Linked DNA regions of Homo sapiens: regions 1, 2, 4, 5, 6 and 7 are each linked to region 3. Evidence: chromatin loops called from intact Hi-C (ENCODE). Cell type or tissue: heart left ventricle. All regions are shown on one strand.

What was found. Peaks named below come from ENCODE experiments on the same cell type or tissue, not always from the same donor. Only the 100,000 strongest peaks of a DNase experiment are listed, where the experiment ranks them.
Region 1: it touches region 3 in a loop (9-fold over the local background); 80 of 110 quality-filtered maps call a loop at or near these places.
Region 2: a loop joins it to region 3, with 4 times the contacts of the local background. A loop is called at or near these places in 83 of 110 quality-filtered maps.
Region 4: it touches region 3 in a loop (7-fold over the local background); 85 of 110 quality-filtered maps call a loop at or near these places.
Region 5: a loop joins it to region 3, with 9 times the contacts of the local background. A loop is called at or near these places in 21 of 110 quality-filtered maps.
Region 6: it touches region 3 in a loop (8-fold over the local background); 26 of 110 quality-filtered maps call a loop at or near these places.
Region 7: a loop joins it to region 3, with 4 times the contacts of the local background. A loop is called at or near these places in 22 of 110 quality-filtered maps.

What each region holds. Positions count from the first base shown.
Region 1 is chr1:209,567,775-209,571,774 of GRCh38, forward strand. LOC105372899 (a long non-coding RNA gene) reads right to left here and starts at 49. Exons shown (of 3, transcript XR_922537.2): 1 at 1-49. In heart left ventricle, a CTCF peak has its summit at 1,854 (motif pointing right); a DNase peak (open chromatin) is centred at 1,857; H3K4me3 peaks cover 228 bases.
Region 2 is chr1:209,583,632-209,587,631 of GRCh38, forward strand. It overlaps CAMK1G (calcium/calmodulin dependent protein kinase IG), which reads left to right and starts at 83. Exons shown (of 13, transcript NM_020439.3): 1 at 83-141. LOC107985256 (a long non-coding RNA gene) reads right to left here and starts at 2,734. Exons shown (of 3, transcript XR_001738443.2): 1 at 2,570-2,734. In heart left ventricle, CTCF peaks have their summits at 2,123 and 2,322; a DNase peak (open chromatin) is centred at 2,230; H3K4me3 peaks cover 445 bases; H3K27me3 peaks cover 784 bases.
Region 3 is chr1:209,745,644-209,749,643 of GRCh38, forward strand. It overlaps the pseudogene ADORA2BP1. Among named protein-coding and RNA genes, the nearest start is that of HSD11B1-AS1, 5.1 kb to the left of the region's middle. RefSeq lists an enhancer at 2,490-2,579. In heart left ventricle, CTCF peaks have their summits at 2,203 and 2,433; a DNase peak (open chromatin) is centred at 2,198; H3K4me3 peaks cover 548 bases; H3K27ac peaks cover 509 bases.
Region 4 is chr1:209,574,532-209,578,531 of GRCh38, forward strand. It overlaps LOC107985256 (a long non-coding RNA gene), which reads right to left. Exons shown (of 3, transcript XR_001738443.2): 2 at 2,926-3,166; 3 at 2,537-2,808. Among named protein-coding and RNA genes, the nearest start is that of CAMK1G, 7.2 kb to the right of the region's middle. In heart left ventricle, a CTCF peak has its summit at 2,368 (motif pointing right); a DNase peak (open chromatin) is centred at 2,380.
Region 5 is chr1:209,641,307-209,645,306 of GRCh38, forward strand. All of the region lies in intron 3 of LAMB3 (laminin subunit beta 3), which reads right to left. Among named protein-coding and RNA genes, the nearest start is that of LAMB3, 9.1 kb to the right of the region's middle. In heart left ventricle, a CTCF peak has its summit at 2,418; DNase peaks (open chromatin) are centred at 675 and 2,136; H3K27ac peaks cover 3,907 bases.
Region 6 is chr1:209,600,539-209,604,538 of GRCh38, forward strand. CAMK1G (calcium/calmodulin dependent protein kinase IG) reads left to right here. Exons shown (of 13, transcript NM_020439.3): 4 at 2,676-2,750. Among named protein-coding and RNA genes, the nearest start is that of CAMK1G, 19 kb to the left of the region's middle. In heart left ventricle, a CTCF peak has its summit at 1,705 (motif pointing right); no DNase peak of the experiment used is centred here.
Region 7 is chr1:209,625,488-209,629,487 of GRCh38, forward strand. It overlaps LAMB3 (laminin subunit beta 3), which reads right to left. Exons shown (of 23, transcript NM_000228.3): 11 at 2,548-2,703; 12 at 1,896-2,092; 13 at 1,380-1,491; 14 at 161-539. Among named protein-coding and RNA genes, the nearest start is that of MIR4260, 4.0 kb to the left of the region's middle. RefSeq lists an enhancer at 3,861-4,000. In heart left ventricle, CTCF peaks have their summits at 2,350 (motif pointing left) and 2,556; a DNase peak (open chromatin) is centred at 2,354; H3K27ac peaks cover 780 bases.

The sequences.
Region 1 (4,000 bases), 180 kb before region 3:
AGAAACTGAAGAATCATGTGTGGGCTTTTAACTGTCTCAGCCCAGAAGTGATGATATAAGCCACATGCACTCACATTTCACTGACCAGAGCTACTCACATGGCCCTGCCCACATTCCAGGCAGGAGTCTTCCATGTCTCTAGAAGAAGTGGATTGGATGTTGGTGAATGCTTGTACTTGTGGGGACAAGAATGACTTTATTTTAAATGGTAATTCATCATGTAACTTATGACTAACCCCGAGTCCAGGAATGCCTCCAAAATGTCTAGTTGATGTATTACTCTTTATGTAGGAACATCTATTCATTGTAAGTTTCCTCCAAAACAACCCTTGTAGTTGCAGAAATCAAAGGCTGTGACACCCATAGCCATCTACACATCCCTTCCAGAGCATGTATGCTTTTTCTTCAAGATATAAGCCCTGGGTCTGGGGGGTGTTGTGGTGCAGAGATCTACCTGTCTTGGGACCACCCAAGACCTTGCTTCTGCCTGTAAGTTCCCCATAATAAATCATTCAAAACTGACAAACTATATTTGTCTGCCTCTTTCTTTGGTTACTTGGCTCCTTCTGCATTTGGAGGTTGCCTTATACATGCGGCCCTTTCATGGAACAGTACTGTCAACCATACCAAGCAAGCATATCTCTTTTCACTCTCAAGAACATGTGTGATCACAGCAAAATGGGGTGGTGGTTAGCGGGAACAAATATCTGGCCTCATAAGTCTTGGTCATTTATGATGATGATGATGATGATGATGACAGAAAATAACTACTGAGTGCTCACTATGTTCCAGGAACTGTTCTAAGTAGTTTTTGTGTATCAACTCGTTTAACCCTCACAATAACCTTACATGGTAAGTACCATTTATACCCATTTTATAAATGAGGAAACTGAGGCAAAGTGTGATTACATCGCTCACCCAGGTCATAGAGCTATAAGAGACACAGCTGGGATTATAATCCAACCAGTCTGACACCAGAGTCCATGTTTTAAATCACTGTTCTGCTCTATCACTACCCAGCTAACTTTATTTTTGAAGATAAGAGGAGACTATAGTAGAAGGCCTGATTATGATTAATAGATAAGTGAATAGTTCAAACCCGAATAATCCAAATACAAACAGTTCTACAGAGAGGGGATCCCCACCCAAGCATCTCTACTGATATCCCAAATATGCCCAAATATGTCAAAATGGTTTCCAGTTCCAACAGAAGGGCTTTCAGGGTCCTCACCAATGCCCCACAATGTCTGGAAGGCCATTCAGGTAGTGTCTGTTCCCCCCTAAAATCACACTCTTCCTAGTAAATTGATCAGGAGGATGGACAATTTTTTTTTTTTTTTTTTGCATTTCTCAAAGAATTGCCTCCCAGGTCATACAGATCCCCCTTAGGAGGATCTTATGCCCACTTTCCTCCCTGTTTCCCCCTACACTTCCCCTTGGCCCTATTCCATCTGGAAAGACAAACTGTAGAGTCCCCAACCTGACCCAAGCATCTACTCTTTCTCTACCCTGGTGGGCCAGTGGCAGGTTCTTATTTGACAATATCATCATAAGAGGATTTAAGTCTTAGCATCAGTAAGAAAAAGCAATTCTTCAGGTTGAAGCATCTACACAAAAAATAACCTTTCTCCCTACTGATTGTGATAGCCTCTTGTAACTTCAATAAGTATGCTATTAAAAACTCTGTTTCTTTATTCTGTCTCACCAAATACCCCCTCCCCACAATAAATTGAGAAATGAAATATATATATATATGAGATAGAAAAATCCCACCTGGACTCACTGGATTAGGTGAATTTGTTTTCCTCATTGGTGGATGCGTAGGATTTAGCTGCAAAGAGCCTCTGGCCAGCAGAGGGCGATAGTCTCATAGCTTCAAATGTAAGCTACAGGTCCGCCCTCAAAGGTATCTCTCGGGGAATGTTTCCCTCATCAAGAAGAATCTGTTTAATCCGAAACACAGGACGCTCGATGGTTCTTGTTAGTGCCTCAAATGGAGTCAATCAGTGGCCTCAAAATGTCAGATTTCCTCCCTGGGTTTTACGAGTCTCTCATTTCCTGTTTTTCTTAATGAAAGTTCAAAATCTCCCTGGCAATGATTTTGAATCACCACAGTTTTCAAGAAATCTGAAAATCCTATTTCTTTTGGTTGGACAGCCATCAAAGATACATGTCAGTCATTCCATCCATCTCTCTTTCTCTCTCAGTCACACACACACACACACACACACACACACACTCAACTTTCACAATTCTTGCTGACAGCTCAAACCCATGTCTGCAACCAGAGATCCAGCAGAGAAGAAGGAATGGTTGGAAATTGACTAAGCACTCCAACAAGTTATTTTGCATCGATGATCTGTGTTATGAGAGGTCTCCAACCTGCTCAAAGGTGTGCTTAGCATTACTAAGGGCACATGGAGTAGTGGCTAAAGCAATTCTTTCTGGTCCGGTCTCCAGGTGGTTAAAGGCATGAAACATATCTTTCCTCTCTTGCAAGAGTACCTATCAGATGGACCAGCAGTGGGGATTGTGCTTTGGAAAAAGGCAACAGCAACCCACCTCTTGGCTAATTCTGACATAGAAAGCATATTGCACCCACAGCTCCTGAAGGGCACCCCATGGGCTCTGACTCAGATTGAAAGGGAAAAAATGGAGATCCAAGATTTCACGCTGTCAGCGAATCCGTGTCTTCAGAGGGTGGCAAAGGCAGACTTGGGATCCTTGGGAGCTCTCCCTCCAGCACTTGAGCCGGGAGGCATGCTGAGCCCCATAATTCCTTACTGCAGCCCTGCCCAGCCAAGCAAGCTTCCTGCCCCAGAGTTCAGTCTTAACCATCGCTGCGGAGGTGCGTTAGTTTGCTAGGAGGACTGCCTAACAAAGGTCACAAACTGGGTGGCTAAAATGACAGAAATTTACTGTCTCACAATTCTGGAGGCAAGAAGTCTGAGATCAAGGAGTTGTCAGGGTTGGTTCCTTCTGAGGGCTGTGAGGGAGGATCTGTTCCATGTTTCTCTCCTAGATTTGGGTGATTTGCTTGCAATTTTTGGCATTCTTTGGCTCATAGAAGCATCATCCTATGATCATGAACCTTTATGTTCATGTGGCGTTCTGCCTGTGTGTGCCTGTGTCCAAAGTTCCCCTTTTTATAAGGACATCAGTCTTACTGCATTAGGGGCCCACCCTCCAACAGTATGACCTCATCTAAAATTAACTAATTACATCTACAATGACCCCACTTCCGAATGAGGTCACATTCTGGGATACTGGAGGTTTGGACCCCAGCATATAAATTTTGGAGGGACACAATTCACCTCATAATGGGAGGGCATGCCTCCCCTAACGACCAACCCATCTTCCAGGCTAGATGGGGATGCCAATGGCCAGGGGATAAAGCAAACAAAAAAAAGCCACATTCATTAAGTAGATTTTATTTATTTTATTTTATTTTATTTTATTTTATTTTATTTTATTTTATTTTATTTTTTTAGACAGAGTCTCACTCTGTCACCCAGGCTGGAGTGCATGGTGCGATCTTGGCTCACTGCAGCATCTGCCTCCTGGGTTCAAGTGATTCTCCTCCCTCAGCCACTCAAGTAGCTGGGATTACAGGCATATACCACCACACCCAGCTAATTTTTGTATTTTTAGTAGAGATGGGGTTTCACCGTGTTGGTCAGGCTGGTCACTGATTGGTAAAATTTTAAACAAGAGTGGTATGTTCCATCAATCCAGCAGGGCTAGGAAAGAATGGGAATGGGAGAAGGACAAAACTAGAGGAAATAAGACCAACTCAGAGGCTTTTACTATAATCCAGGTAAGAGATGATGAAGTCAACCCATGAAGAGATGGAGAAGAACATGCAAATATAAGAAATATTTAGGAGGTAAAATCAGCGAGGCTTGGAGGCTTATCAGATGTTGTGGAGTAAAGGAGGGTGGAGAGTGCAAGTGGCTCAGACTTCTAGGTTGGATGATGGAGAAGACGACAGAGGACACAG
Region 2 (4,000 bases), 160 kb before region 3:
GTGGTTACGGTCCTGGGAAAGAAAACTCCTGCATTCCTCCCCTTTAATTGGGTTTATTGTTAAAGCACTGGAGCAGCTAATCCTCACAGACCTGTAGGAGCTGGAGTGGGAGCTCAAGCAGGATTCTTCCCGAGTCCCTGGGTAAGACAACCCTGCTTCTTTTCTTGGCTTTAGAGGGTCTCCTTGCTTAATGGGAAGCGTGCAGCACCTAGTGAGTGGATTTGAAGAGCCACTTTGTAAGCAACTTGGGCATTTATTTCAGCCCCAGTTCCAGTCTTCCCTGACTCTTTTGGCATCAAGGGTGAGTTATAGCTGTCTTGGAAAATAAGTCTGAATGGGGGGTCCGGGTGGAGCTATCTGTCCGTCACTCCTGGGCTGGCTTTCATGGAAGCATTTTGCCCTTCTGGGCAGGGAAAAGGGAGAAAAATATCTTCATGTGCCCCTCCTGCAATGCCTGCATTCTAGGGACAAGGCTCTGTGCCTAGAGGGACCCCGTCCATCTGCTGGGGTGTTAGGACCTCCAACTCTCTTGCACCCCTCCCTCCTGCTCAACCTTCATCTCTTAACCTCTCTGACCCCATCCATCAAATAAAGTATGCCCTCTCTGCCGACCTCTTTGGGTTATTGGGAGGATTAGCAGAACCAATGGCAAAAAGATTTGTAAACAGCCTGTGGCTCTGCAAGCCTAAGGAAGACGAGTCAGCCTCAGTCCCTCCTGGAGGAGTCTGTGGACAGGCTTCAGGCTCCCTATCCTCAGCCGCGTTAAGATGCAGAACGCAGCCGAGCTATCGCTGTCAGTCACAAGACAGCTTCCTTCACCTTCCCCAGGGGCGCGTCTACCTCCCTTCTGTTTTTAAACTTCCCTAGTTTACCTCTCAAGTGAAGATCTTAAAAGGAGGTCTGGATTCACCACCACCACCACCCCCATCCACACCATGGCCCCTTCTCTCCACGTAACTTTGACGCACAAACATTAACCCTGAGGCTCCCGGAGATGGCTGCCAGGGCTCACGCTGGTCTGGCTGCAGTGCTTGTCTGGCCAGCCTCTTGCTCTGGAGTCAGATAAATTGATCATGAGGAAAGCCTCTGAGAAGGGTCAAGAGAGTCAAGCAGATTCCGCCTTAGGTAAGAAGATGATCTTTTCCAGATCATAAGCTGAAGACAGAACAAGGTCCCTGTCATTCCTGCTGACCCAAGCTTAACCAGAACCAAAGATGAGACCCACCTCTGAAACAGGCCGTAACACAGAGTGCTTAGTAATACCTGATATGGGGACCACACTTTACAGTTTATAATGTGTTTATAATTAATCATCTTTAGGACGATCCCATCAGATGGTGTGGCATGTATTATTTCCCCTTTAGTATAGATGAGACCATTGAAGCTTAGAAGTTAAAGGGTTTGCCTGGGGTTGCAAAGCTGGTGATGGTGGTGGCAACTGAACCCAGATCTATTGATAAATTCAGTGAACTTTCCACGATGCTGCAGATTGCTCTGGTGTGTGTGTGTGTGTGGATGCTTATTAAGAGCACTCTTCAGAAAGTACTCTTTGGGAAAGAAGCTTGAGGTTAGAGTGAGAAATGGTTTGAGCTGGAACCATGAGAGGCTTGGGGCAATAGACATGCTGTCCCCAGCCTCCATGCTGAGAAATCTGAGTGCTTTAGGGATTCAGCCCTTTCAAGATTGTCCGAGCCATGTGTTCCCAGGGTAATCAGTCAGACGTTAGGATTGCATTACAGCATCATAAGGATGAAGGTGGAGATGAGTGACATCCCAGCAACTGCCACCAGGAAAGAGGCAACAGGTTATGTGGTACAGTGACGAGAAGACTAGCGTTGGAATCCAATTCAGTTGTATCATTCACTATCTGTTTGATGTGGGGGATTTTTCTGAACATTTCTACTTATCAGTACCTCAGCTGTAAAATGAGGTTACCTGGAAAGGTGGCCGTGGGGCATTAAACAAGATAATGCATGCAAAGTGCCTAGCGCGGTGCCCCACCCAGGTGCGTGGTCCAGGGCAGCGAATACTATAAAGCCTGGGAGCGATTCTACCTGGAAGTGAAAAAGCATCCCCCTCTAAGAGGAGAGCGCCTCCCTCGCTCCCTCTCCCCCATACACACGCACACAGGGCCAGAAATAAATTGCCACACGAGTGCGCGCGAGTGGCGGCGCCCAGCCGCAGCCTGCCAGCGCCAGCGAGTGAATGAGCTGCAGCATGAATGAGGGGAGCGGCTGAGTCTGCAAACAGGCTGCGTGCCTGGCGCTACAACTGCAGGCGCGCCGCCACGGTCAATGGCGAGGGGGTTGGGGCTGAGTGGGAGCGGCTGCCAGCAAGAAAGCAAACTGAAGCAGGCAGGGGACTGCACGGACTATCCAGGATTGTCAAACCCATGTCCTTGGAGGAAAGGCTGGTAACTCAGAGCTTCCTGACACAGCCCTTCGTCCTGAGTTCAGCCTGTCCTTCCTTTTGTACTCTATCCCTGGTAGGGGAAAGATCCTTCCTCTCCCCTTCTGGAAGCCAGAGTAGAGTGCCTAGCTGGGAAGGTTAATAGTAATGAGCGTCCAACCTGTACAAAAGAGGCACCTCTTGCATGGGATTGGGCTTGAAGGCGGTGTGTGACACACAGTCAGCGTTAACCTTGAAAACTCCTTAGAAAAGTGCCCCAGTGGAGACCTGCATATCACCTGTGAAAAAAACCAACAGAAGTATTATTTCCTCTCTTGTTGCAACAGTTCCCTGTTTTCTTGGTTGAGTACCAGATGAAGTAGTTGGCTTGCATTCAGGCTATGATGTACGAAAAATCATATATCTTTAAACACTTTAGAAACACAGTGAGATGAGATGCTCACACTGTGAAAGGCACGTGGGAGCTGGAACCAGCTGAAGAAATAGCAGATTCCTGTCTCCTGTCCTGTGCTCACCCTGTTTAAGTCCTTATTGGTTTCCCTTTCTCTTTCTCCAGTGCTTAGTGTTTAATTCATGTGCCTATAATGTGGACCCACTGCATGGCACTTTAGAGGTTGCAAACTGCTTTTGTGCCCATTGAAGCATTAGCCCTCCAAAGGAATGCTGAGAAATAGAGCAGGGATCATTATTCACATTCAGCAGATGAGGAAACCAAGGCCCAATATACTTAGCAGCACACTAAGAATAAGCAGCATACCCTGCTCTCTACAATGGCCCCTGTGTGTTGACCTCTCAGCTACCGCATGAAGCCCTAGAGAATGATCTTCACATCCTCTGTAAGAAGCACACAGTAAACCATAAGCAACACATAAATTATGGCTTGTCACTGCAGCAGGAGAGATTTTGTTAAACTTAAATGTAGGTTTGCGCCTTAAATAAACTGCAGGCAACAATTGAAAAACCTTCTCTCTGGGTCATTTTGTGAACAGAAATTGGCATGCAGAGTTGATCTTTGAAATGCAGAATGGCAGTGGCAGAAGGGCTGGGAAATGGAGTGGGTGGTCCTTGGAGTTTCTCTCCAGCCAGAAGCTTCCTGAAGCCTTTAGGTTCCAGAGCCTCAGCTTTGGCAAGCAGATGAGCCACTTGGGTTGCAACCCGTGAACTGGAAGTGAGTTCTGACACAGGCCCAGCCATTCACCTATGACACCACAAGGAGGGTGAAACTGTGACTGATGGCAGAGGGCTGCTCGAAATTTCATCTATCCCTGCAAAATATGAAGAATTACAAAGCATTAGAGATGGCCTAGTCTACATTTTCCAAAGGATGCTCTGAGAAACCCTAGATCCCCGGCACACTAATATTAGTGTTACAGAAGGAAAGAATTTCACTATCTACGAAATTTGGGAAATGCCAGATTAAACAGCATGTGTCTTTAATGGTCCTCAGAGCCTTTAATAAGCTAATGTGGATTGTGAATCTCCAAGAAGGGGGCCAGAGGAGGTAGCAAATCCACCCTACTCACAGAGAGTCACCCAGGACTAAGATACTGAAAAGCAAACTTCAGGGAACTTTAATCTAGTCCAATCTCCT
Region 3 (4,000 bases):
AGGCAGCCAGGAAAATTAAAAGTATAATTCTTCAATCAAGAAACTGCCACATTAATTTGAGGAAATGATAGTCTCCTAAGTTCTTAAGTAGAATTGTCAACACGTAATAATTTTAAGCTCCGTTCTTTTCCATATACAGAAAACTACCTGAGGGGAAGAAATTGGAAGGATGAGATCCGTCTTCTACCAAATTCCCCTTTCCAGAGCTAGGGAGTGAATTTCGCTTCTCTCCAGCGTTCAAGTTTGGCCAAGTTCTTGGAACCTAAAACATGAACTTTTCACTAAGCAAAATTATATAACTATGTGTACATATTAGGTGAAATAAAAATAAAACATTTTAAAAATTAAATTAAATTAATTAAATAGAAATTCCAATATTCTGCCCATCCTAGCAGTTCTCCTGCACGTCCCCTTTTGGAGGCTATGGCTCTAAAGTTGTATTAGAGAAAGAAGTCAGCATATGTTATGCTTTTAATTAGTCCTTTGGGACGTGAGTTATGGGACAAACCTTCCCTTGGCTTAGGGTGAGCTCCAGTAAGTCAGATACAGAAAGAAAAATATTGCATTATCTCACTTAAAAAAAAAAAAGAAAAACTTGAATATATAGAAACAGAGAGTAGAAAGGTGGTTGGGGTACAGGGATGATGGGGAGACAGCGGTCAAAGGGCACAAAGTTTCAGTTATGTAAAATAAATAAGCCTAGAGATCTAATGTACAATATAGGGGCAGCAAAACTCCACCTCCATTCTCAGAGAGTCCTGGCTGAGCCCAAGAATTAAACTGATATAAGACAGATTAACAGAAGACAAGCAAACAAATTTATTTAATAGAAATTTTGCATGGCACAGGAGAACCTCATAAGGAAATAAAGACCCAAAGAAGCAGTTAGAGTCAGTTACAAACTCAGTATACTGAATTTGACAAAGAATAGCACACTGTGAAATGTGATAAGGCAAGTGGCTTGGGCTAGGGTATTTAATTGGGTAGAGATGCAACTAGGAAGATAAGGGTTAGTTTAACAAGGTTTGTTTGTACAGATTTCTCTTGGCTTCAGCTTCTCATCCTTGATGATAAGACTGTTCCTTTTTTTTTCCTACTACAGGGAGGATGTCTTTCCCATGAGAATGTCATCTGCTTTTAAGAAACAGCTCAAAGGTCAGAGTGATCTTCTTGCACTTGCTGTTTTTTAAGTGCCCTTAACTCAAATAGTCAATATGCCAGAATGGCATATCTTTAACTCCTGAAACATCACGAGGACTATAGTTAATAGTATTGCATCATATACTGGAAATAACAGAGTAGATTTTACGTACTTTTACCACAATAAAAAAAAAAGGTGACTATGTGAGATGATGAATATGTTAACTTGCTTGACTGTAGCCATTATTTCACTATGTAAATGTACAGTCATGCATGGCTTAACAACGGGGATAAGACCGGAGAAATGCATCACAGTTGACTCCATCATTGTTCCAACATCATAGAGTGTATTTACACATACCTAGCTGATAGAACCTACCACACACCTAGGCTGCATGGTATACCTTCCGCTCCTCGGCTACAAACCTGTGCAACATGTTACCATACTGAATACTGCAGGCAATTGTAACACAATGGCAAATATTTGTGTATCTAAACATATCTAAGCATAGAAAATGTAGAGTAAAAATACAATATTATAATCTTATAGGACCACTATCGTATATACGGTCCATCATTGACCAAAACATCATTATGCTATGCATGACTGCATATCAAAAAATCAATTTTTAAAAGATGGAAAAGTACCAGATGAGCACTGGCTGATTTGGGGAGGCTTTCTGGGAAGGATGATAGGAAACAGCAACCCTAGGGGAGGACACATTGGTACACCGCATAACCTGGAATCAGAGGGTGGAAACTGGGGACTGGCCCAAAAGACCCTTAACAATGAGGGGCTGAGGCCCAAGGGACACAATGACAGAGCGTTCGAGCATCTCTCTGCTGAGCGACTCGCTGCCCCGGGACCGCTGGGGTGGTGTGCGTCAGGGGCTCCCTCACACCGTCCTTGAACAGTACCGTGGACCACAAAAGAGCAAGGCTGTCCTAAGGAAAGACTTTGCCTCTTCGCCGGCCTCCCTTTGGGCCGTCAGGGTGGCAGCGCCACCCCGTGGCTGAATGTGGTGGTGTACCACGCTTCACGCAATCTCCTTGCCCAGTGCGTATCAGGTTCTACCCCAGGGCGGCCACCACCTGCACACCAGCGTGCCTACCAGTGAGTCATCGCTTAGGGCCCTGAACTGACCTAGAGGCGGGGCTGGACTCCGGCGTCCGGTAACTCCGCCCGGCTGCTGGGGCCTACGTTTGGCATTGAGCCGTGGGGAACTAGACCTGTTCAATAGCGACAGCTAGTGGTCACCCTCAAAAACAAGGTGCTCTGAACCTCGCGGGGAAAGCGCTGTCAAGATATGGGAAAATCAGGACAGATGATTGGCCTTGAGTGGAAGCTGGCACATTTTCGAAGCCACTCTTGGGTAAAATGGTCTGTCGAAAACCCAAACGCTTTAAAGTGATGTACAACGACCTTGGCTGCCTCTCCAGCCACATCTCGGGCCACCTGCCTTGCTTTTGATTCCCCAAGGACAAAGAACTGCCAGTCCTCTGAAGCACCCTGATGATCCCACTGTGTGTTGGCCATGCCATCTCCTCTGCCCTGAGCGCTCTTCACTCTCCCCATTGCATGGTTAACTCCTGGGCCTCCTTTAAGGTTAGGCCCAACCATTACCTCCTCCAGGAAAACTTCCTTCCCTTCCACCCGGTCCACCTCTCAAGGCTGGGGCAAGTGAGCTCCCACCTCTATCCCATGCCTCTACAGTTTTCTGTATTTGTTTATCACTTGAGTTTATCACACTTTTTAAATTTACCTGAAAATTGCCTTGTGTGTCTGTAACTAAGAGAAGATACTGACTATATTGTACTCATTGTTGCATCTCTAGTACTGAGTGCAATTTTAGGCATTTAGAAGGTATTTAATGTTTAAGAAATAAAGAACTCATAGACCCTCATACTGGGAAAGGCTTTAGAAGAAACGGAGACCCACAGGGGCAAAACAGCCTTGCATTTCAACAGAGAGGCGGAGACGGATCTAAAAGTCAGCTCACTGGATTCCAGTCATTGCCTGTTGCCCTACACCACGCTGTTTTTGCCCCCTGCTGACACCCAATGCACTGAGCTCTCAAGCTGGTGAGAGAGCCTTCCAGCTCTACTGACCCTGCCATCTCCACCATGCCCTAAAGCCCAGCTTGATTCCCTCCCACCCACTTCCTGGAAATCTTTGCTCTCAGAACTAACCTACTTCTTCACTAAACTTCTCCAGCAAACCCACTCCAAGGTTTTATCCTAAAGAAAGTATTTTAAAAGAAGAAAAACAAATAAATGCATGCATGAAGATACCCATTGGCAGCATTATCTGTAAAAGCTAAAAATTAGAAATGACAAAAATCTCCATATAATTAAATAAAATTAAATTCCTCTATATAATTTCCACATGAATAAAATTCCTAATTATATCATGCAAACTAAAACGAGTTTCACTGCAACATTGGAATATTTTTATTTTTACTTTATTGTGTTACCAAACACTTCCATAGTATTTACTATATTTAGGAACTATTCTACTGAATATTAACTAATTTAAATCATCAAAAGAGCCCTATGAGACAGGTGCTATTGTGATTCTCATTATTAGTCAGAACACATTTGTTTTGGTCTAACTTAAAATGGAATTTAAATGACACACAGTGAGAAACACTACGAGCCACTTCAAATGTTTTTCTTCCATGGAGAACAGTGCAAGACACATTCTTTAAAAAACTTAGTTAAATGAGTTTTAAAACTTACAAGTTTAGATCAGACAAAATGCATTGACTCACTGAAACTACTCCATTTTCACACAGCCACAGATCTGCAAGTCCATTTCATCATAACCATTAATAAATCACAAGACAGATGCTCCAAATTG
Region 4 (4,000 bases), 170 kb before region 3:
TTCCCTATCACCACCCTCTCTAGATACGGAGCTCCTTCTGGTGTCTAAATCTTTCCATTTTCAGCTGGGTTACAGGCTATGATAAGATCAACCTTACCTTATAAAGAAATGTCCAAAATGCCTGGCCTGGGCTTACTTCATCGGCTGACACTTGCAGAGCTTCCTAGGGCTATAAAAGGAACAGGGTCTGCCTTGGTGCTGCCCTTTTCTTCTGTCTTTGAAATCTGCCTTCTCGTGCCCAAACCCAGGAGAGGACAGAAGTTTCTCCTTCCTCTTTCCCTTCTCTCCCCTTCACACCATCTTGCTGCCAAACAAGGGGCTGATTTCAGTATCCCTATTTAGGGTCCTCTGGACCTCAAAATCAATCAATAATTTTCTGGCATCACCACATCACCTGGCCTTGCCACCTTCACAAGAATATAATTCTTTGTCTCTTTGCAATCCTTTAGGCTGGTTGTTTTTCCCAAGGTTTTGGAAAACCTGGGCAGACCATTCTTTCTGCTTCCCTCCACCTATTGTGGGGAGGTAGAAATGCTGAAAGCTAAGATCAATACAATCCATAACAAGGACTGGCAATGCCAGCCTGCTTTCTGTCCTCATGCTGAGGACTTGTCTCTTAACATGGAGCAGAAGGAACCAGCCTTGGATCTGGAGTGGCTATTGTGACTCGTTTCCAATTCACTGCACAGAGAAGGAGCCAGGCCATTGTCCTCAGCCCACAGACCTTGCTCTGGAAGCATTGTGCCTGCATTCCACCCCTATGCGAGGTTCTTTCAATCCATCTCTGGAGGTCAAATGTGGACCATGGCACTGAAAGCACTCAGACAAGAGATCTGGTGTTTAAATCAAGCAATTGTTTCCTTTCTCAGGAGTACATTATTTCTGCTGATTTCTACTTATTGTCAGTCCTATTATTTATATATTCCATCTCAGGAACAACAGCAGAGGAGAACATGTAGCTGATGATGATGCTGCTCCCTCAGAAACTCTCCTCCTCCTGAAAGCCTAGAAGAATGGAAGAGAGAAGGAGGGTGGGAGTGAGAGGTGTTCACCTCCCTGCAGGGGATGCAAAGGGAAAGGACAACTGGAAGAAGGATTTTCTTGTTGCTACTCTCCCTAGGGCCAGCTGGGGCTGGATGTGTCCCCAGAAGGCTGTCTGGCTCCCAAGCCCTAGGCATTCTAGTTGTTCAAGAGTCCTGGGTGTCACCCTCCCAAACCCATTATAAGGGAAAGATTTTGTCTTTCACTTGCCTCCCTCTTTCTGACTAAGTCCCCTAACTAGGGCATATATTGATTGGACTCCTTGGAGATGAGAGTGCTCGGGAGCTCAGTAGGGTTCCTCTAGACAGTTATTCCAAGAGGTGAGGGTGCCTGTAACCTCTAAATCACAGGATCTTAAGCTGAGATCTCACTATACATGGAAGTCCTCCGTCCCAGACCTCTGGCTTATGGGTGAGCATGCGTATGCACCCTCTCGCCTTCTGTGTGAACACTGTCCCCTCCTAAGCCCCATTTGCTCCCTTCACCCAGATCTCTGGAGCCACCTTACATACCATATTACATACCATATTGGTCTCTGCCATGTCTCAAACTGATTCAGAGCCCCAATGCGTCCTCTTCCTGAGTGCTTGTCATTTTCCAAGCAATTCACATACATTATCTTATTTAGCACTTATGACCTTCTTATACCCAATTTATGCTTGAGAAACTGAGGCTCAGAAACGTTTTTAAAACTGTCTGACTCAGCCTCTGCACTACAGTGAGTCTCAAAAAGGTGTGCACATATTACAGAATGTCAGGATCTATCCAAGGAAGGGATTCATAAAGGTCATCTATTCACTCAGAAGAACTTTCCAGAATGCCTGTGCCATGCCTGCTCTTTGATGGTCACTGTGGGGGACAGAAAAGACTCTCGGGAAATCCCTGTGATCCCATTGAGTCCTTTCCACAAGTGGGGAAGGGGCCCAGTAATTGTCCCTGGGAAGTCTCCAGAAGGCTGACTTGCTGAGGGAGGCTGCAGACAGCTCCCTCTTAAGGCAGAAGAGGGAGATGGGCGGTGGGGGAGCAGTGACAGCTCACTGCCTGCGCATCGCCTTACCCACAAGAGACACCTGCAAATATGTGTTGGTTCTTAAAATATTAAAGAAAAGGAGCAGCAGTTACTGCCCATATCAGAAATATGATGCTCCGGTTGTGCAATGGGTTACCACGTGGAACTTATACAGAAGAAATATGGAGAATTGTGAGGCAAGGCAGAAGGAGGGGTTGGTCAGACACAGTGCCACCAAGAAAAATCCGTTCTCCCCACCAGTCAGCCAGCGGGGAGGACACAGGCACCTCTGGGCCTGTTGCTAGACAGGGCACTGTCACTAGAGGGCAGTGCAGCTCATTCTTGGGAGTGAGGGAGCCTGGTCATCCCATCTCCCACAGAGCAATCCTGCTGGGAAATCACCGTGTCCCAGCGGGGCAGGGAGGAGCAGCACCTGGAGGTAGGTAGACTCGAGATTCTAGGGGTAGGGGACAAAGGTGACATTACTTTTGATGTTTTTATACACATTCTTTCGTTTTATTTGACCCTGACAGTAGACTCCTGGGGTAGACTGAGATCTTTAGCCCAATTTGACAGATGAGAAGACAAATCATGAAGGTTAGACTCATCCCAGGTTACCCAGCTAATAAAGGTGCCAGGTTCCCTAAGCCCCAGTCCCAAGTTGAATCCAGGGCTGTCTGTAAACATGATGACATGGGCTAGATTCCTTAGTGAAATTCTCACTGTTGTAATTTCTCCCTTTGTTACTTGTGTATTCCCTAGAGCGTTGGGAAGAAACAGAAAAACAAGGTTAAAATGGAATCGCTCAATCAGATACATTGTAAGTAGCTTTGATAAAAGTTTGGATGAGGCAAGGGATACTTATGACTACCCACTTCCTTTGACTCCACTCCTGCTGGCCTTTCCAGGCCACATCCTGGTGACCTTGGAGAGTCATCGCAAATGCCTCCAGCTCTGGATACAGAAATGCATGTGGATAATGAAGGATGCAGAGGTGAAAGGTCCTCCAGTCTCTGCTGAGGATCAGAAGCAGGTTCCCATAGGAAGTGACTAGGTCATAGCCAGAAACCAGAAGCCAAGGGTGATGAGATTCATCCTGTCCTCCATCAACTCTTCCTGGAACATGACATAGACCCAGGCTGGGGTCATTTGGGAATATGATTTAAAGCAGTAGAGGTGATAGATTCTTTTAGCACATAGACACAAATCACACACATGAAGAGAGGGTTGGATGGTCAGATGAAAATCTACATGCCTTGTAGACATTCCACCTGCAAGATCCCCTGCTACCCCCACGTCACCCAAGGTACAGTTAGACATAACCAAATGCTTGATGAACACTGGCAGAGGCTGAGGAGGAGGATTGAAGAATCTGGGAAAGAATACATAGGATGGAGAGGCCCAGGGAAACAGGAGAAAAGAAGAAAGTCCAGGTGGGAAGAGTTGATACCTTCCTCCTAGGCAGAGTGGCCATGAGGACTCAGCCAGACATCCTGGATGAATGGCCCACCTCTGACACACAACTCTCTGCAGCATCTAAAGAAATTGGAAGATGCAACACAAACCAAACAATGGGCCATTTTGTACATTCTTCAGGATTCTGTGTGTCCATGGGGGCAGCCCATGGTAAGCCTGATATGGTTGGGCTGTGTCACCCACCCTAATCTCATTTTGAATTGTAGCTCCCATAATTCTCACATGTCATGGGAGGGACCCAGTGGAAGGTAATTGAATCATGGGTCTTTCCCGTGCTGTTCTCCTGATAGTGAATAAGTCTCATGAGATCTGATGTTTTTATAAAGAGGAGTTCCTCTGCACAAATTCTTTCTGTTTGCCTGCTGCCATCCATGTAAGACAGGACTTGCTCCGCCTTGCCTTCTGCCATGATTGCAAGGCCTCCCCAGTCCATTAAACTCTTTCCTTTATAAATTACCCAGTCTCTGGTACGTC
Region 5 (4,000 bases), 100 kb before region 3:
ACAACCATGTGCAGTGGAGTCCTTGGTAGTTTCAATGCAATAACCTACTTAAATCTCACAATAACCCTACATGATAAGTAGTATTAGCCCCATTTACAGAGGGGAATGCTGAGGCACAAAGAGGCAACATGACTTTGCTATTGACTGATCCCCAACGTTAGCATCAGAAAGGGTCCCTCTCCTCTCTCTCTTTCTCCCTTCTTTCATCCTCTCACTTCCACTCGAAACTAGCTGAGTGGCAAAGATGTAGGGAAGTATGCTAAAGGGTAGCAGTCTCTGTCTCACACAGCGAGCCCCAAGGCCCCAAGAAGGGCTTGGTCTGACCTTGAAGCTTATCACAGGGAAGGCTAAGGCAGAGAGAGCACTTTGGGAAGAAACGGGGCTTCTCCAGCTGACTCAGCTCAGTTACCACAGAAACTGGAGACCTGTCGCTGGCTGAAATACCTGAGCACTTAAAATAATCCTTTCTGGGCAAGAGAAGGCCCTTGCTAGAGCCTGACTCCCCTCCAGACCCCTATTTTGGTCCCTGGCAGTGAGCATGCCCTTCTTTATACTCTTCCCAGCCTCTCAGGAACAAACTTTTCCACTCCCGTCCTCTGTCTGCACTCAGCACATGTCCTGAGGAGAGACAAGGGCCAGCTGCCTTCCGGCCGCCTGTCACCAGAGCTTTCTCCCCAGCTCTGCTGGGAGCTGGTCCAGCCCTTCCCTGGTCAAGAGAGTGCCAGAAACAAGCCTCTTTCTTTCCCTGGGCCATGGGACAAGGAGCTGGAGACTGCGGAAATGCCCCTGATACTCCCAAACGACAGGATATTATGTAACTATTAAAAACACTGTTTAGAGAAAAAATTTTAATTGCATGGAGAAATGATTATATTATGTTTTATGAAAAAAAGCTGGGCATACACTTGCATATACATTATAATCTCAAATATATGTGTGTGTGTGAATATATATATATGTATATATTTCCATTTAAAGGAATGTAAAGTATTTGGAAGGAAATACACCAATATATTAAGTGAAAACATGAAATTGCTGATATTCACCCATTTTGACCTACAAAAATGGCAACTGCATACAGTTCAACCTGATATCTCTGGGTAGTGGAATCATAGATAACTTTTTTTCCTTCTCTGTTATTTTTTATTATGTTTAAGCTTTTTTGTTTGTTTGTTTGTTTGTTTTTTGAGATAGGGTCTCACTCTCTCACCCAGACTCTGGAGTGCAGTGCCGCGATCTCTGCTCACTGCAACCCTCTGCCTCCCAGGCTCAAGCGATTCTCCCGCCTCGGCCTCCCGAGTAGCTAGGATTACAGGCACATGCCACTATGCCCAGCTAATTTTTGTATTTTTAGTAGAGACGGGATTTCACCATGTTGGCCAGGCTGGTCTCGAACTCCTGACCTCAAATGATCCACCCACCCCAGCCTCCCAAAGTGCTGAGATTACAGGTGTGAGCCACTTGCACCCAGCTTGTTTAAATTTTTATACCTTGGATACATATTAACTTTTATATTCAGGAGAGCAAATAGTATCATAAAACAAAACCAACTAAAAATGGCCAGGGTTTATTGCCCTGCTCCTCCCTCAGTCTTCATGGGGATAATCTGGGGCACCCATGCCTTCTTCTCCTTCTGTCCACGTGTGCAGGCACTGATGGCAGGATCAGATGGCATCATAGGCTTACAAACTGCATGCTGCTTATCACAGTAACATAGCCGAAGGAGGAATTTACCTCAATCCTCAGAGACAGGCTAAGCCAACAGGCAAGACAGGTATTTTAAGTAGCTCTGCCTGTCAACGAGCTAGCAGGACAGAAGCCTGAAATAGAGTAGTTTATGGCAGAAGCCCACATGAAGACAAGCTGCTAATTTATCCTTCCCCTCTGGGTCTCAGTTTCCCTTTCTGCTTTATTCTTGTATGCTTATATGTAGGGTGCACACATTTGTAAGCGTCGTGTGCATGTGTGATTCTCAGTGTGAGAATCTCTCATATGTGATATGCCCCCATCTCTCCCAGTGATGGCAGCTCTCTGCTGCAGCTGCCTCCCTCTCTGGGGTCATTTGGCTGGCATTCTCCTGGCTGCATTACCTCAGAGACACAGTACTATTATCAATTCAGCCTGTCAGGCCTCCAGCCAGTTTGGCTCCTACTTGCTCTCCAGCTGGAAAGGCTAGGCCTTCTCCCTTATCCTAGAGCTTTCTAGAAGCTCAGCAGTCTGGCTGGAAGATGAACCCTCCCAGAGAGCCAGGGGAGGGCAAAGGAGCAAGAGGGCAAGAGCCAGCAGGGGCCTGAATCATGGTGGAGATGGGTGGAAAAGGAGGGCACACACAACTAAAAACTCTGAGCCTTTGTAAAACACAGAGCTAATTCTGGGGGAGAATAGGAAAACAGGCTCTGATTATGCATGGCCCAGCTCCCTCCCATGAGGAAGCCAGAGGGCTGTCTGAGTTCATCTAAGAAGCTACGATCGGGTCATGGCCACCAGCCAGGGCCAAAAGCAAAAAAAAAAAAAAAATCTAGCTGCCTTCAAGAAAATACATTTCCTCCACTTCCACATTCCTATTGGTGAAATACAAGGGTTGAATGAGATAATAAAGTTCCATCTTGTTCTAACATGCTCTTAGAGTTCTTCCCTGCTCTAGCACATCAGCCCAGAAGTTAAAGGTACTCTCAGCAAGTAGACAAAGAAAGCAAGAGAAAAACAAGACATTCCCCAGATGCTATCCTGGAGAAACACTTTTTCCAGCAATATGGACAGGGAGAAGGAGATCCTTGAGGCCTATGGTCAGTCAGGCCTCCATTAGAACCCACCGCAGTTCAAAAGCCTCAGCATTTCTATGTCAATGCATATTGGCAATGAAGATCAAAAGGCAGCACCTAGTGCAGGCGCTGGGTGGGAGGACAGCCGTATGTGAGATACTTTCAACTTTGTGTTTTTCCTTATCACGAAGTGAAATTTTGACCAAAGCCTTAACTCAGTACAGCTGTTATTTCCATCCTAACTAAATTCAGAAATCACTCTCTGAAGCTGATTATAGAGATGATATATGCTACACACTCAAAAATTACACTGCACCAGCCTCAGTCCTCAGCAGTGTACATATATTATCTTATTCCATCCTTCAAAAATCTCTGAGGTAGCTATACTACATTTACAAATGGTAGGTATCCCCATTTTGCAGATTAGGAAAGTGATAAGTTAAGAAATGTGTCCAAGCCCATAAAGTTAGCAAGGGATGAAGCACAGATTCTTGTCCCACCTGTCTGACTCCAAAACTACCTGTGCTGTTCTTTTTTTTTTTTCTTTCCTCCCCAGCATACTGGTGCTGTTCTGATTCAAGGAGCATAGCAGTCACTTGGCAATCACTGAAAATTTCAGAGTTGGTTTTCAGGAAACTCCCTTCTTCTGCTTCATTCCACCCCACTGGAAAGGCAACCTCAACTTCAGCACAGACATCTCCAGAAAGAGGGATGTCCCCTGGACCTGAGTGCAGAAAGTTGGCTAGTGTGCCGGGGACCTCTACAGGTCCTGCCAGTGGCAATGGCTACAGACCCTCATATGGCACCCAGGCAGGGGGTAGATGGCCAGGAAAAGAAGCAAGGTAGGTCTGCAAGACAGTTCCCAGAGGCTTCTGTGGGCCTGGACCCCAGAAGCAATGGAGTGAGAAGCCAGGCTAGCAAAGTTGTGAGGCCATCCAGGTTTGTCTTCGGGCCTTCCCATTTCACATTTCTCCTCTCTGCTTTTAACCTCACAAGGCCTACCCCTTAGCCCATAACAATTAGGACCCAAGAATCTCACATTCCACCAACCCAAGTTTTGCTTCTCTCTGATAGCAATTTTTCCCTACAATGTCCCTTTCCATTTTCTTCTATCCCCTCAAAACAAGACTCATTTTGGGTCTCGTGGGTCCCTTTGCAAAAGTCACATCTAAGTTTCTGATAAACATAGTCTTGCTGAGGGATGAATGGCAGGTCATAGATTGATATGGTGCTTTTCT
Region 6 (4,000 bases), 150 kb before region 3:
AAGACTCTTACCACAGACCCTTGTGAAACCCTTATGGTGTACCAAAAGTGTATTAGGCACATGAACACAGGATCAGAACCACAAGGATGAGGCAGACAAAATTCCTTACCCTCAGGAGCCTATGCTGGATACAGAGGTGCCTATAAGAAAATCCAACAAAATCGGATGTGAGTCACACTAGCAGAAGGCAGAGTTTGGAGGAGATAAAGATTCATTTTGCCTATGCATATGTTTTTATGAGTATGAGTTATTGGACCACTTTCAAAGAAGATGGACCTTGATAGATGAGTCAAACTTTGTGGGGGCAAGAAAGGCAATGCAGAAAGGGAATTCAGGCCAAGACTAGCATAAACTTTAATGTAGAACCATGAAAGTGCAAGGGCTTTTAGGGAAGAGTGAGTATTGGAAATCCCTGAATTTAGAGTATATAGTATTAAAAGACAAGTGATGAAACTAAAATCATGAAATGAGACCTGATTACAAAGGATCTTAGATGCCATGATAAGGAATGTTGGCTTTATTCTGTGGGCAAAAAGAAGTCATCAAAGGATTTTAAGTGAGGAGTCACATTGTCTGATTAACATGTTGGAGCTATCCCTCTCAGGCACAGTGGAGGATGGATTGGAGGGTGCCAGCCTAGAGGACAGGAGGCTAATTATAAGACTTTCACAATAATTTAGGCATGGGTTGAGAATACAAGCAAAGGTAGTGGCAGAATCATATGTGCCTAAAAGGACTAGATACTAGAGATGTTTCAAAGAGAGAAGTGATTGGGTTTGGGGTTGACTAGTGAAAGTATACAGGACAAAAGCATAAAAAGAGACCCTGAGATTGAGCAATCAAGTGGACAACAATATAATTGCTAGGGGTGGAGAACAAAGAGGATATGTAGGCTTGGATGAAATAGAAAGAAATTGGTTGGAACATACTGAATATGAGTATCCACCTATCTCAACATGAAGGCATTTCATAACATGCTGGAGACACAGGTCTAGGATCCAGGGATATTAGGGCAAAGAAAGACTCTCAACTAATTGAGAGCAAGGACCATGTCATTTTTCTTATTATTGCCTTGTATCAACAGTATTTGTGCTCAATAAATGTTTGTTCATTGAGTGAATAATTGATAAATTAATGTTAGCATTGCCAGCTTCTGAGTATAGTTGAATTCATCAAGAGACAACTGACACAGGTCTATATTTTCTAAAATATCGTAAAGAAGATAGCTACTATTGATTATGTGTTTACTATTACCCAGACACTGTATTAAGCATTATGCATTATCTCCTTTTATCCTGATACAATTCTATAAGAGACACATACTTTTCAGACAAGGAAAGTAAAGATTTGAAAACTGGAATAAGCCAGCTGAAGTTATCTAATTGCCTGAGCTAGATCTGAACCCAGGCCTGACTGACTCTGAGCCTAAGTCCTTAACCCCTGTGCTGCACAGCCAGGAGTAAACTTCCTAGAGAATTTCCTCCTTTACAGGCAGGCACAGCATTGCTGCCTGGCAAGCCGAGCCCCTCTGCTAATATGATTATTCTGCTTGACTCAGTCTCTGAGTAACCCCAAACAAGGGTAATGTAGGGCTGGACTTCTCCACCATGATGCTGTCGACATTTTGAAACAGATAATTATTTGTGGTGCTGGGGGCTGTACTGTGCAGTGTTGGATGTTTAGCAGCATTTCCGCCTCTACCCACTAGATGCCAGCAGCACCTTCCCCTGCCCTAGTCGTGACAATCAAACATGTCTCAAGATATTGCCAAATGTTCCCTGAGAGGCAAAATAGTCCCTGGTTGAGAATCACCATCTAAGTCATCCCACAGAACTAACCCTAAAAATAAGCATCTACCTTGCTTCTCGCAATATCTTGGAACACTAATTTTTCAACACTTCCTCCGTGGTTATCCATGAGGAGGCTCAGCTCACCTGAATCCCTCCCATTGTATACAGGTTGAGCATTCCTAATCTAAAATCCAAAATGCTCCAAAATCAGAAACATTTTTAGCATTGACAGGATGCCACAAATAGAAAATTCCACAGCTGACCTCATGTGACAGGTCACAGTCAAAATGTATTCAAAGCTTTATTTCATGCACAAAATTATTTTTTAAATATTATGTAAAATTACCTACCAGCTATGTGTATAAGGTACACATGAGACATAAATGAACTTCATGTTTAGACTTGGGTCCCATCTCTAAGGTATATCATTATGTATATGCAAATATTCCAAAAACTCTTCTAGTCTCAAACATTTTAGATATGGGATACTCAACCTGTACTTTTTAAGTGCAATATTTCTAACATCTGAATACCTACTTTGTAGAATAACCTAGTGTTGGGTACTCCCTTAGCCTTCCTCCATTCTTCTAACTGTCTCTTTTAGTAAAGTTTAAAGAGATTCCTGGCATAACAAGGAAGTGTTTGTTTCCTGAAGGAAGGATGATCAATTATTCATTCAGTAAACACGGACCGAGCACCTCCACAGGAATCTTTTCTCTGGGATTAATTTGTGACAGTCTACTTATTATGAAGGCTTCACAGAGACCTAGTCTTCCTAAACATTGCCATCAAAAGCCTCCAACAGAAACTTTTGGGCTAGGTCTGCATTATTTGTCTGTACAACCTGAACCACATACCTTTCATCATGCACTTTATTTTTCCCAGGATCAAGCATGAAAACATTGTGACCCTGGAGGACATCTATGAGAGCACCACCCACTACTACCTGGTCATGCAGCTGTAAGTAAAAGGTGACTTGCTTCCTTCACAGAGGCCTGGTGGGGCCTGGGAGGCCTACAGGAGGTTGGTCGCTGGTGAGGGATGGACAGCAATTCAAAGACAAAAATGAAGACTTCATTCAGGAGGCTCAGAAATGCCAAGGGTCCTTTTAGACTGAGTGTGCCTCTGGTCATGGGCAGGTTCTATGTGGGCCACAGGGTAAACCTGGGCTGATTATTAAGCTCCTTTGCACCAGGACAACCCTATCAGTGGTTAGAATATTTCCTACCAGTCAGCAAATAGCTGCGACCCCAACCCATCCATGTCCTTCTGCTGCCCCACCCCTCCTCGCCCCTTGCAACCAAACGACCGAAGGGGTAATGCCAGACTAACAAGGAGTCACCAGAACCCTTTTCTGGCACTGTGGCTTCAGTCCTTTTGGACCAATACATGTTAATCAAATTGGATAGTAAATGTTTTAACATCACTCCAGCATAAAATTACTGTAGGAGCAGAAGCCACAGGTAGATATATTTCAATATAAAGAAAGATTTTCCCAAAACAGAGTCACCCAAAGTTAAAGACAGGCTGTGATTGTATGTGTCCATCTGTAGGACAGAAGTGGTGCTTCATTAGCAAGGTCTCTGCGTCATTGCTGCATCCAAACAACAGCTCTGCCTGACAGCAACTGCTGTAGAGGTTGGTCAGTGTTCATAAGGGCTCAGCATTGGGCTCAAAGACACTTCTGTTTATAAAGTACACACACACACACAAATACACACACTTGCACATGCACAGACATACACGCACTCACACACCACTCTGCAATCTCAGCGTGGCTGGACACAACGTGGTTTTTGGCTGATGGGCTGATTACTAAGAAACTTTAACGAGATAACTCAGGCCTAAGCACCTGATTAACTGGGGGCTTATCTGAGGACCTCTAAAGAGAGGTAGCAGGCAGTCAAGGGAGTGAGGTGGAAAGGGCCCCTAGTGGCACTAACAAGTGATCAGGGACCATCAGGCACTACAATGAGGCCAAGCCAACAGGATTAGCACACAGTAATTCAGAAGGCAGGGAGGCAAGGAGATGGGAAGAGTTGGATGTCCCTGAGGAGACACTAAGCCTCCTCAGAGCATAGCTCCAGGACTCAGGCCCCTCAGGGTTAAGAATTCATAGCTCTGTACAAAGAGTGTATTTCCTACAGGCCTTCAGCTACTATAGGAGCGCCCAAAGCCTAAAGACCAAAAGCCAAAGAGCAGGATGAGGT
Region 7 (4,000 bases), 120 kb before region 3:
CCAGCCTCACAGGACTGTTGTAATGGTTGAAAGAGAGAGCACTGTGAAAATGCCTTTAAACTGTAATGCACTGTACAAATGTAAGGAAGGACCAGCATGCCCGGTACTGGAACCCCTGGAGCATAATTCTTGCAAATGCTTGGCAGGGAAAGGGAATTACCTGAGGGAGAGGATGGCACTGGCCACCTGAGCCACCTCCTGCTCTGTGACTGCGGGGCTGCTGAGAACTGCTCGGATCTGCTCAATCTTACTCTTTGCATCTAGGATCCGGGAGGCCAGGCCACGGTCCTCCAGCCCAGGCCCTGACCACAGGCTGGCGGTGGCATTGCGGAGTCTACCAAAGCGCAGGGCCTGCTCCCGGAGGTCCGCATCATAGGTCTGGAAGCAAGGGTGGCAGGCCACGCACACCGGGTAGCGATTACAGTAGCCTCGCTGGCACTGGTCACAGCGGGGCCCGGTCAAGCCAGGGCGGCAGAGGCAGCGGCCTGATGCCTTGTCGCAGCCCGGGCCCTCTGTTCCCCGGAAATCACAGTCACAGGCTAGGGCCAAGAAAAATGACAGTCAGAGACAGGGGTCAGGGAGACAGAAGCAGCTGTCAGGGAGAGCCCTGAAGAGGAGGTCTGACCTGAGGCTCTTTCTACATGACTTAGAATAACAGAAGTCGCAGCCAGAATAAAAGCCATGGTAACAGCTGCAGTGAAAGCAAACGCTTACTTAGCACCTACCATGTGCCAGGCACCACTTAAAGTCACACACACACATTAACTCATTTGATCTTCACACCACTCTGGGAATTAGCACTCTTGTTTTCCCACTTTTTCTAGATGAGGCAACTGAGGGACAGAGAGGTTAAGTACAGCATGCCTCTTCCTCTAAGAAGGAAACCAAGTCTAAAGAGGGGAAGCAGCTCCCTCAAAGTCACTCAGTGAGGCAGGGGCAGAGCTGGGACCACAATCTGGTCTGCACACTCCAAGGCCTGTGCTCCTGTGGTGACATCAAACTGACTCCGTGGGAAACGACACCCTTTCCCCTTCAGGACTCACTTCCTCCATCTATGAAGAGGGAAGAAACAGCCTCCCCTCCTTGCTGCTGCCCTGGAGATGGCTTCTGGGAAATGCTCTCTCTCTCTCAGGGAAGTGGGGAGCAAAGCAACCAGCATGTCACGGGGACGCAGGAACAGCGGGCATAGGCCTGCCTCAGGGGCTTGGAGGCCATGCCAACAGGCCGGAGTGTGTGCACTCACAGGGCTGCCCAGGCCCACACCACATGCATCAGTACAGGACATCCTGCCCTGCTGCAGACCTACACGCCCCCACCATGTGCCCACCCGCGTGCTCGGCCCCCAGAGCCTCAGCGTCCCCCAGGCTTTGAGCATGCACCTCGGCATCCTGTGGCCACGTCTCCATAGGTCCGGTCTGGACACTGGCGGATGGCTGCAGCGCTGCACATCAGGCCACCAAAGCCTTCCCGACAGGGGCACTGCCCTGTGAACTGCGTGGGGAGAGCACCGTCAGTGGACCCTGCCTCACAGCCTCTGCCTTACCCTGGTGTCAGGGACTGTGTCCTAGATTCCTGGTCCACAGGTAGAATCCAGGGCTCATGGCCACCTCCAGAGCTGCTGTGCCCACAAAACAAGGGCTCCCACTCAGAGATGAGCCTTGAAGTCAAGGCCCAGCATAGGCCCTTCAGAAGGTGTGGTGCATATGGTATTACTGACGGCCAAGAGCCACAGAGGGAGGGACATCTGGTGACTTCCCCAAATGAGAACGGGGACAGAAGACGCCCAGTCTGACAGGGGAGAGGCCTAGAAGGGCAGCATGGAGGGGCAGCAGAGAGGCTGGTGCTCAGGACCCCCCTCCCACTGAGGGGGCCCCCGGACCACCCTCACTTCGTACCTGGTTGCACTGTGGGCTGAGGGAGTTGTGCGGGTCGCAGGCACACGGTTCACAGCCCTGGCCACTGGCCAGCTTCCAGTGGTAGGGAGCACACTGGTCACATTTGGGACCCACCACGTTGGGCAGACAAAGGCAGCGCCCACTCTCCTCGTCACACGGCATGTCCCTCCGGGACCCCAGGATGTTGCAGTCACAGCCTGCAGGAGGAGAGCTGCTGAGCTCAGGCAGACGCTCCATGAAAAACTCACCCCCAGAGGACACACATCCAGGGAGGGGCGCTGCCTGGGAAAAGAACTGGGCAGGGCCCTTCCCTGCAGATGACATGGCTGACTCACAGGACCCCTGCGCTGTCCCACCAGTTCCAGCCACCTGGCAGCTCAGCCGCCTGCCTGCCCACCCTCCATCTGGCTGACTCAGTCCCACCTTCCAACTCGGACGTGTGCTGCCACCTGCTGGAGGCCAGTGGCACAGCATCTGGCGCTGGGTAAGAGGGCAAGAAGTCCGGACTCCTGGCAAAGGCCCGGGCATACCCCCTCTGTCTACCCTGCAGTGGGATTTCCTCTGAAGAGAGCACAGTGAGCAGGGCAAGCCGTGGGTCTGGTGGCCCCATGCAGCCCACCCCACGTCATGCTGGGCCAAGCCCCCTACTCACGGTGGCAGCCCTGCGGGTTGGCGTAGGTGAGTCCAGTGAAGCCCGGCTTGCATAGGTCACAGCGCTCTCCCTGCACATGCTCCTTGCACACACACTGCCCGGTCACTGGGTCACAGGGAGCCCCTGGCACTGCCCCATCCGGATCACACTCGCAGGCTGAGAGACAACAGCAGCCACCGCAGTAGGAACAAAGAAAAGTAGAGTTCAGAGCAGATTCCAGGAGCCAGGCTGCCTGGTTCAAATCCTTGTTCCACCACTGGATTTCAAATTCACAGCCTTAGTCAAGTTACTTAATCCCTCTGTGCCTCAATTTCCTTGTCTATAAAATAAAAATAATGATACAGCCTTCATAGGCTTCTTATGAGAAATAAATTAGTAAATGGCTGTGCGCGGTGGCTCATGCCTGTAATCCCAGCACTTTGGGAGGCCGAGGCAGGTGGATCACCTGAGGTCAGGAGTTCGAGACCAACCTGACCAACATGGTGAAACCCTGTCTCTACTAAAAATACAAAATTAGCCAGGCACGGTGGCGCATGCCTGTAATGCCAGCTACCAGGAGGCTGAGGCAGAAGAATCACTTGAACCTGGGAGGCGGAGGTTGCAGTAAGCTGAGATGGCGCCATTGCACTCCAGCCTGGGCAACAAGAGCGAAACCATCTCCATTAAAAAAGAGAGAGAGAGAGAGAGAAAGAAATGAGTAAACATAAAGCAGGGGGAGCATATTTGGCACATGCTAAGTACTATAGAAGCGGTTTTGTTGTCATTACTTACTGAGCAACTACTCTGTGCCAACCACTGAACTGGGAACTGTCATATGTTGCCTCATGTAATCTTCATGATAATCCTGGAGATTATTATTCTCATTGTACAGAGGAGGAAACCGAGGCTCAGATATGTCAAATAACTTATTCAAGTTCTCATTACAAGTTCATGCAAGAAACAGGGATCAAACTCAGTTCTGTCTCACTCTTCCCAGAAACAAACATCAACAGAAAGTGACTCAGCTTTCCCCAACCCCCACTCCCTGACTTCTTTCAGACCTTTCAAAATGTAAGACCCCTTCATCCAGAAAGTCTTTTCTGACTAAACCTGCCCGAATCTGATTGCTTCAGTCCAGGCAGCCCTCTCCTATATGAAGTCGCTGGCTCTTGTGTGCATGTTAAGCTGCCTCTGCCTGTTGCCTCCCATTACATTCACAAACACTCCCTGAGCATCAGTTATTTTCCAGTCAGTGTGCTAGGGCTAGAGGATGTGAGAAATAATCCTCGCCATGGAGGAGTTCTCGATGTTGGGAGAAATAGAAAATTAAATCACAAACCTCATTACAACATGGTAAAGGCAATCATATACATACGGAAAAGGTGCTTTCATCCCTCTTCTGCAGGTGTATACAGTTTATATTGCCAAACAGTGTGTGTGTTCCCTGATGGCACAAACTGTATCTTATGTTTAC